Linked DNA regions of Mus musculus: region 2 is linked to region 1. A link is a loop called in an ENCODE intact Hi-C map of the cell type or tissue named here. Cell type or tissue: heart. All regions are shown on one strand. Each heading gives the region's core, and the rest is flanking DNA. Links, peaks and the distances in the headings are about the cores only.

Region 1 (4,389 bases), core at 234-4,233:
TTAAATGGTCTGAGCTTGTGGGAGAGGACGCTGCCTCTGCTTAGAGGGTCAGCTGTGACTGTAGTAGGGAGCTGTTCTGCATCAACCTGGCCCAGCCCCCATCGGCCCTGCCATCAGCCCCTCCGTTCGTCTCTGCAGCAGCACTCCGCAACTAGCTTCCTTTACATCCCCAGTGATACATTTATTCCTTGCCGATTCAAGTGACTTCTTTCACATTATCTGGGCAGAAAGTTAGAGCTTGTCTCTTATGTTCTTTGTAAGCGCTCTCATGGTGTCACTGTGGTCTACTGTGTCAGCAGCAATTGCAAGGGTGACAACAGTGGTAATGGTGATGGTGATGGTGGTGGTGGTGATGGTGATGGTGATGAGAGTGGTGGTGGTGGTGGTGGTGGTGGTGGTGGTGGTGGTGGTAGTGGCGTGATGGTGATGGTGATAATGATACCCCAACTTTATACGTGAGGAAACTCTTGCTAAAAGGGTTAGGTCACTGATTCAGTGTCACATAAAGAAGTCGTCGAGACATAATTTAAAGAGGCACAACACTAAAATTAACTGCTAAACTGTAGCTGTCCAGCAGCCACAGAGAACTGGGTACACCTGAAAAGGAGGGAGGCGAGGTGGAAGACCTCATCCTAGGTTGGAAAGACTCCACCCTAGCTGGGTGAGCAGAAAGACCAACTGTGGCAAACCATTAAGATCTGATTAGCCTGCTCAGGGCTGGGGGAAGGGCACACTAAACTGCTGTTTCTCCCATACCAGAAGAATAAACCTCTTTCCGGGAGGGGGTGTGTGGGATGTTTTAAAAAGAAACAAAGAAACTTACTATAGGGATCTACGTGCAAGACTTCTAGGAGAACTAAAAAGTAAGTCCATTATTTGAGTCTCCTGTCCCAGTGCTAAGTGCCGAGCTCAGGAAGCAGCTGAGCAGAGGTCACAGAACCCTGGAAGTCATCGTTGACGTCAGGGCTGCTCCAGCCCCAACTCAGAGACTACAGCAGACACAAAGTCTAGGAGACACTGGAAAGTTCACATCCTCTGAAGCCAAGTGTGACTGTCACCCACCCCTGATGCCAGGGTGGACAGCTCCACTCTCTCTGTCTCCCAAACATCTCAACCAAATCTAAACCACGCTGTTATAGTCAGCTTCGGTTGTCAACATGGCTCAGTTGGAAGGAGGGAACCTCTCTCTGCTGAGGAATTGCCTCCACCAGATTGGCCAGTGGTCATGTCTGTGAGACATTTTCTTAATTGTTACTTAATGTCCACTGTGGACAGGGTCATCCCTGGACAGGTGATCTGGGCTGTATAAGAAGGTTAGCTGAGGCTGGGCAATGGTGGCGCATGCCTTTAATTCCAGCACTTGGGAGGCAGAGGCAGGTGGATTTCTGAGTTCAAAGTCAGCCTGGTCTACAGAGTGAATTCCAGGATAGCCAGGGCTACTCAGAGAAACCCTATCTCAAAAATCGAAGGAGGAGGAGGGGGAGGAGGAGGAGGAGGAGAAAGTTAGTTGAGCAAGCCATGGGAGCCAGCCAGTAAGCAGCGTTCCCCCAGTCTCTGATTCAGTTCCTGCCTCCAGGTTTCTGTTTGAGCTCCTGCTCCGGCTTCCTTGAACTCTGTACTCTAACCTGTAAGACGTGATCAATCCTTTCTTCCCCCAAGTTACTTTTGGTCAGTGCTCTAATCACGGCAACAGAAAAACAAACAAACAAACAAAACAAACTAACAAACAAAACCCAAAGAAGAGCAACAGAGTCTGGGAAATGTAAGTCCCAGGCTTGCAGCCCCCGTGGTACAGGAGCAAGCATTAAAAGGTAGGAACAGCGGCCCAATCGGGTGTGCTTCCAGAGAAGGTGTGGCTGCTGACCTCCGGGTCCGCGCTAACAGTCTCCACCTGCTGGTAGACACGTGCTGGTGCAGGCCAGGTCCTTATCCTACCAAGCCGGGTCCCTGTGATGCTGAGTCACCGCGGCCAGCAAGTTCTGAATGACTGTGTTCCCTCTTGGGAGTGCTCTCCCAGCTTGGGAGGAAATCTCCCTGGCTCTGAGGAAATCCGTTGCCATACTGAGGAGAGAATCCATTAGTTGCTAAGGAAAGAGAATGTGGCCTCGTGGACCGCTGGACCCTGGTGGTTTGATCCTGTGGCTGGGGCCATGAGCCTCAGGCATGTGACTAAGTCTCTGGTTCTCGCTAGATTCCTGTGTGTAAAATCCTCTGACTTGACTCTCAGCTCCTTGCAGCCAGCCTGGCCAGCACCTGCGGCTACATACTTAGAATCTCTCAGCCCTGACCACAGAAAATCCACGCGAGAAGCACCTGTGTTGCTTTGTGGCCGGCAACATCTAATCTACGTCAGGGCAGGGAGAGATTTACCCATGACAAGGAAGGGCAAAGAGCCTGCAGTCAGCTACTATGGCCAGAAGAGCATTCCAGCCACTGGCTTTACCGCATCGTTCACCTTATTTCTCTAGCAGGAGCTCCAGTTGATATGAACATTGTATTGATCAAAATCCTAACAACCATGCCTTGGTCCCCTGCAAGTTCAGCTATGTATTTGACCTGCTGACTCTTAGTTTTTAAAGGATTTCAACACACACACACACACACACACACACACACACACACACACACACTTTTTTTCCCCCTGTTTAAGACACCTGAAGAAAATTGTTTTTCTTGCCTTACTTTAACACAGATGACCGGATCTCATGCCACCATCTGCTCTCTGTCTCAAGGCTGTGCTCACCTGTCCAGCAGTGGGTGACTCCACTGTATGTGCCAGCAGTACTCACGGGATGAGCACTGGGGAGCACCACCTACAGACGAAGGATGAGGATGAAGAGGAGGTGATGAGATCAAAGACAGGGAAAGAACAGATGGTGGCGACAGAGAAGAGCAGGACAGAAGACAAAACCCTCAGTGACAGCCACCTGGCCCAAGAGCCGTGGACTCATGGGTGGAACATTTGACTTTGGCAGGTCATGGTTCTCAGAGGTCAGAGGTCAGCCCTGCTGGTGTTGAAAGGGTTGGGTTATTACAAATTCTGTTTCTCCCTTTCCATGCAAGGACAATCATGTCCTACCTGTCCATCTAGCAATGTCCTTGTCCTGATAGATCTCAGGGTAGCAACAGAATAACAGGGGTGCAGAGCTCCCCAGAGAGGCCCCTGGGTCCACGCCAAGACCTGCCCCTCCATCAGACTCAGCTCTGGGGAACGGAGCATGCTGTAAAGGCCATTTAGGCAGAGGTGAATGCAGAGGACCCAGCCGGGTCAGAAACATGATCTGGCTTCTGATTTGACGCCTGCCCGAGTTAGCTTCTGCAGTAGGAAACTGCCTAGATAGAGGTCTGAGAGGGCCCACACCCGCGTACCACGAGCATAATGAGGCAGAGCTGGGAGAGACGGTCCATCTCCTTACTTAAGGCTTAGGTGCGCCTTTTTCTTTGTAAGTGATACATTATTTTATCATGGAAAAATTGGAAATTTGGCATCTGCCTGTCTGTCTTTTTCTCATACCCTGCTGGGCCCTAGCTGTCTGCCCTCTGTGCCCATACTTTCTGATTTGTTTGTTTGTTTGTTTGTTTGTTTGTTTTGTTTTCCAAGACAGGGTTTTTCTGTATAGCCCTGGCTGTCCTGGAACTCACTCTGTAGACCAGGCTAGCCTCGAACTCAGATATCCACCTGCCTCTGCCTCCCAAGTGCTGGGAGTAAAGGCATGCACCACCACTGCCTGGCATACTTTCTGATTTTACCTGTATTAATGACTAACCTTCTTTACCCATTTTCACATTAAATATCCAGTGTATTTTGGCATTTTTATATTCTGTTGGTATTGACTAAAGACAAGGTACAGGGGGCTGCATATCATTTAGCACATGTGACCCCACTCTAAAGCTCTCCCCTGACCTGTCCCCAGCCTCCTGCCCCACCCAGAATGCATTCACTGCTTCTCTGAACCCTTACAAGCCAGCCCATCCTGCTGAGCTCAGAAGTCCTGAGTTCTAACCATAGCCTGTCTACTGCAACATCTTCTCAGCAGTACGTGCACCACAGAGAACCACGGGCCATCTCCGAAGGGCTGGAAATGTCTCCACCGCTTTGGATTTCCAGTCATCTTAGAGTAAGAGTTAACAGCAGTTGACTTTGGTGTTCTCTGCCCATGCCACACTTCAGACGTTTTTAGAAATGTGGGGAAATGAGGAGCTAGATCTGCCGTGATAATTACCTGAAGCTCACTTAGCAACATGGGAGAAGCACTTGCGCATGCGCATGCGTATGTGCATATGCGTGTCTTTCTGCTCCGGCCTCATGAGGTCTACACACATTAATTAACCTCTTTTGTCTTTATTTTCTCTCTTTTTTTTTTAAAGATTTATTCATTTAGTATATGT
Region 2 (4,389 bases), core at 77-4,076, 210 kb before region 1:
TGGGGTTTTGATCCCCCTTTTTCTTTTTTATTTATTTATTTGTTTATTTTAATTAGGTATTTTCTTCATTTACATTTCAAATGCTATCCCAAAAGTCCCCCATACCCTTCCCCCCTTGTTTTTTTCTTTTCTTTTATTAGATATTTTCTTTATTTACATTTCAAATGTTACCCCCTTTCCTGGTTTCCCCTCCAAAAACCCCCATCGTCTTCCCCCTCCCCCTGCTCACCAACCCACTCACTCCCACTTCCTGACCCTGGCATTCCCCCACACTGTAGCATAGAACCTTCACAGGACCAAGGGCCTCTCCTTCCATTGATGACCGACTAGGCCATCCTCTGCTATATATGCGACTAGAGCCTTGAGTCCCACCATGTGTTTTCTTTGGTTGGTGGTTTAGTCTCAGGGAGCTCTGGGGGTACTGGCTAGTTCATATTGTTGTTCCTATGTTTGTTTAACACAGAAATATTATAAGAATATGTTTTGTTTTGATCCCAGGTGTGGGATACGGAGCTGCTTCAGACTGTGCACAGCAGCTCGCTGTGACTTACCTCGTGCACTGGCAGGGAGGGGGGTGATTTTGCCAGCTGCAGATCGTTTGATAGTTTTTTTGCCAGTGTGTGACCGTTTGGAACTCTGGGAATTAATCAAAGGATGTATAAACACGAGAGCCCCAGTAGAAGGGCTGGTCGACTGGTGGTTAGATGATAGTTGTATGCAAAAAGAGGAAAGAAGAAATTAGATCAATTGACAGCGAAGATCAAACTTGCCCCAAGGAACGCCCCTAACCAGCAGGAAGTAGTCTAAGGCCATTGTAGACTACTTTCCCCTCCACCCCTTTTTCTCTCCCACCTAGAGATTCTGGGGTTGAAAGGGTAGAAGAAGGGGTTTGGAGAAGGGTGGAAGAAAAAGGAGCCCACTAAGTAGACAAAAGTTGGGTTACAGGCCTGGGCTTTGTGTAGATCCAGCTACTGCCCTCCCGAGTGCTGGGATTGTGAGCTTGGGCCTACACTGGTCTCACTGCAGAGTGTTTCTTGTTCCACACTTTCTACTGTTTATTGTGATGGAAGTTAGAAGCTGAGGCTGGAGCTCAGAGGGAGACAGGGCAGGGCCGGAGTTTTACACACAGACATACAAAGGAGCACACAAAACAGTAACTTCAATTCTAAGGCTTGCTCTGAAGTGTTTAGAACACCTACTAAAAAGCCACTATTTTTTTAAAGCTGTTTTTGTTGTTTTTTTAAGTTTCTCTTCTCCTAGGTTGATTTTTTTTTTTTTTTTTCTGATTCATTTCCTCCTTCTTTCATCTCAGTATTAGTAGGAGGTGAGAGTCCCTCCCCCCCACAATGAGATCATCCCAAGCAGAACCCAAGGCCAGAGCTTATCTGCTAAATCAGAGGCCCTTTCTTTCACAGCAGATGACAGCTTCCAGTGGGAGTCTGCGAGAGGGAGTCGAAGGGACCGCCGGGCTGACTCTGACCTTTCCCGCATTTACCTGGCTCCCGGTCACAGCTCTGACTTTTTCTGGACTCCCTTGGGCCTATATCCCGACTCCCAGCTGGGGGGGGGGGGGGGGAGGGCAGTCCTTCCCCCCTACCGAGCTTCGTGCAGACCGAGAGGGAGGCTGGGTTAAAAGCAGAGCCTCCCCCTCCCCCAACACAGGATGAAGGCTACTAAATGAGAAGGGAGAAATCTCTCATCTCCCCAAATCTCTCCCCTCAACTTCTCTTTCCCACGCCGAATGCTTTCTGCTTCGTATTCGCCACACCGGCATAGTAAAAACGGAGGACCCAAACTCTTAAGAGAACACAAAGGGTCACATTTAAATTACTGAGAAAGGCAACATAAAAATGAATTCAGAGCCAACCCACCACGTCAGGTCTCGTCCACGTTAACGGCGCAGTCTTAAAACTTAGGTCATTATTGTTCCTAAAGCAAGAGAGCAAACGTTGTATCCTGTCATTTGCCCCAGAGGCCACCGGAAATGGCATCACCTCCCCAGACACTGCCTTGTGAAAGTTGCAGCACCCAGCGCTGAACTTATTTACCCCGAAGACAGAGCCTGGGCCATTCTGATCTACAGCCAGGAAAGGACTCTATCTAGGGAAGGATCTAGAATCAACAGAGAGTCACCTTTTTTAAAAAAGTCACCAGTGGTTTCCATAAGTAAGTACTCCCCAGCTTTCTGTTTTCAGTTTTGTTTTTTTTTTTTTTTTCTTTCGCTAATGGGTCTCTTGTAGCCCAGGCTATCTTCCTCCTTCTCCTCCCCCTCCTCCTCCCTATGTAACTGAGGAAGAAAGATCTTGGGAGATTCCCCATTCTCTTTTAAATATACATTTAAATTTTCAGATCGATCATCATTTCTCAGATCTCTACTGTAAGGAGTCAATGAGCAGGTGGGGGGGGGGAGGGATGGGAAACTCCAGGCACCAGACTTGGTGGCACCAAAGGACAAGCTGTTAGTTATGTGGTCTACACTGGTAAACAATTAAACACCTTAAAGAAGAAAAGAAAAAGATACAGAAAAACAGCCAGTTCCACGTTGAAGAGAAAAGGAGGTGCGGTATCTATTTATTGTCTATGCAATCCTGTCTGTTGTGATTGACCACAGAGGCTCGGCACCCCAGCCCTGCTTCCCATGAGCCTGTGGCTGTGAAGCAGGGAGCCCATTCCCTGTCAACCTTGATCTTTGAATGTGTAAAAAAGAAAAGCACCTGTTTCTTAGGCTTCTTACGAGGAACACAAGGGTAAGCAAGTTAAATCACTTAAAGGTCGCCAGAGGAGCCTGAAACAATGTTACCAGGTTGGTGTTGCTAAACCCTGGCTGAAATGCTTCATTTCACCGCAAGTAATAAGGCTAATTAGTTATTACGTTATTACGAACCAGAGAAGCTCCTTACCTGCTTTGTGTCCTTGTGGAAGCGTTTAAAGCTGTGTGCAAAATAGTTTTCCTGGCCGAGAATAACCAGGAGGGAGACCACATGCATATTTTTCTTTCTAGATAATTTTACTTCCTTCTTTTCCTTTTAACAAATCTGTATAGCTGAGTTAAAAGCTCAGGTTTTGAAACTATATATATATATAAAAATAATTGTTTTGGTTTTTTTTTTTTTCCCCGAGACAGGGTTTCTCTGTATAGCCCTGGCTATCCTGGAGCTCACTTTGTAGACCAGGCTGGCCTCGAACTCAGAAATCCGCCCGTCTCTGCCTCCCGAGTGCTGGGATTAAAGGCGTGTGCCACCACGCCCGGCAATATAATTTTTTTTTAACCCAAAGAAAGGAAACCTAAGCCCCAATCTTATCTAATTCATCAGAAGACTTCTTGCTATCTATAGCAGGCCAGCCAGTTCTGGCTTTTGCCAGCTGAGCAGTCTTGGGCTATTTTGCATAGCTTCTGTTGATTTCTCTGTAAGTAGACTAAGTTTTCTCTGTAAGTAGACTAAGTTTTCACCTCACCGGCCTGTGAGGACCCACTGTGAATGTCCGATGTGAGGAGGCATAGGGTGATGGATGGGCAAGCCAGGGCACATCAGAGGAGACCTGGACCAGAGGACTCCTGAGACCAGCTGGCATGTGGAGGCAGGGGGAACCTGAGTGAGGACAGCCTGCAGGACAGGGCGAGTTAACTCAAGTAGCAAACCAAGCATTAAGGAGGAAGGAGACAGCTGTCTGAAGGACAAAGGAAGAATCTCTGACAAAACTGATCTTAAACAGATCCTGTGTTTGATCCCAGATGATCGGGGACACACACACCACCACCACCACCACCACCACCCCAAAAATTAGTCATGTAAACTATGGTAAACCAGAAGCAAAAACCGAATACTACTCACCTCCTGAAAATGTTGCAAAATCCTAAAGCATATTTTCAATATGCATGTAGTTCTACCTTACATATATAATGAGAGAATGTATACCCATATGTTATCTACTATGTTGATTAATATTATTAACGTGGAATCTGTTACACAGTATATAATGAAAATGCACAGGTTTTATGTAACATGAGTCAGACCCTGGGTTGAATCCTTAGCACTCCCAATAAAGTAGAAATAAATAGAAATAGTTGAGTTGAGCTAGCATTGTAAGGATTTGGATGTTTCGAGAATAGTGGGAAAAGCCATTTATGAAAAATAAAAATGACTCGAGCCAGCCTTGGGGAAGGAGTTTCCTTCCACCCAGTCATATATTTCCATGCAGAAGTGAAGTTCTGAACACCAAGAGCAGACATTCCAGTCCACAGCCAGTATTTACCTTGAGGAAGACTGTCCAAAGGTCAAGAGGGAACGGTCTTAGGAATTGTCAGTTTGGTGTGAGGATCAGGAACCTTGGAGAGTGTGGAAAGCTATTGTTATTCCTCCCTTCCCCCACTGAAGAACTTTACACACC

The links. A loop is a pair of places that touch in the nucleus more often than their neighbours do. Peaks named below come from ENCODE experiments on the same cell type or tissue, not always from the same donor. Only the 100,000 strongest peaks of a DNase experiment are listed, where the experiment ranks them.
Region 2: it touches region 1 in a loop (2.0-fold over the local background); 1 of 42 quality-filtered maps calls a loop at or near these places.

What each region holds. Positions count from the first base shown.
Region 1 is chr15:97,579,925-97,584,313 of GRCm38, forward strand. No RefSeq gene overlaps it. Among named protein-coding and RNA genes, the nearest start is that of Gm41394, 38 kb to the right of the region's middle. In heart, for the core only: no CTCF peak of the experiment used is centred there; DNase peaks (open chromatin) are centred at 1,007 and 1,987; H3K4me3 peaks cover 433 bases; H3K27ac peaks cover 246 bases.
Region 2 is chr15:97,371,984-97,376,372 of GRCm38, forward strand. Pced1b (PC-esterase domain containing 1B) reads left to right here. Exons shown (of 6, transcript NM_172293.4): 5 at 1,973-2,166. Among named protein-coding and RNA genes, the nearest start is that of Gm33325, 17 kb to the left of the region's middle. In heart, for the core only: no CTCF peak of the experiment used is centred there; a DNase peak (open chromatin) is centred at 1,968; H3K4me3 peaks cover 829 bases; H3K27ac peaks cover 1,499 bases.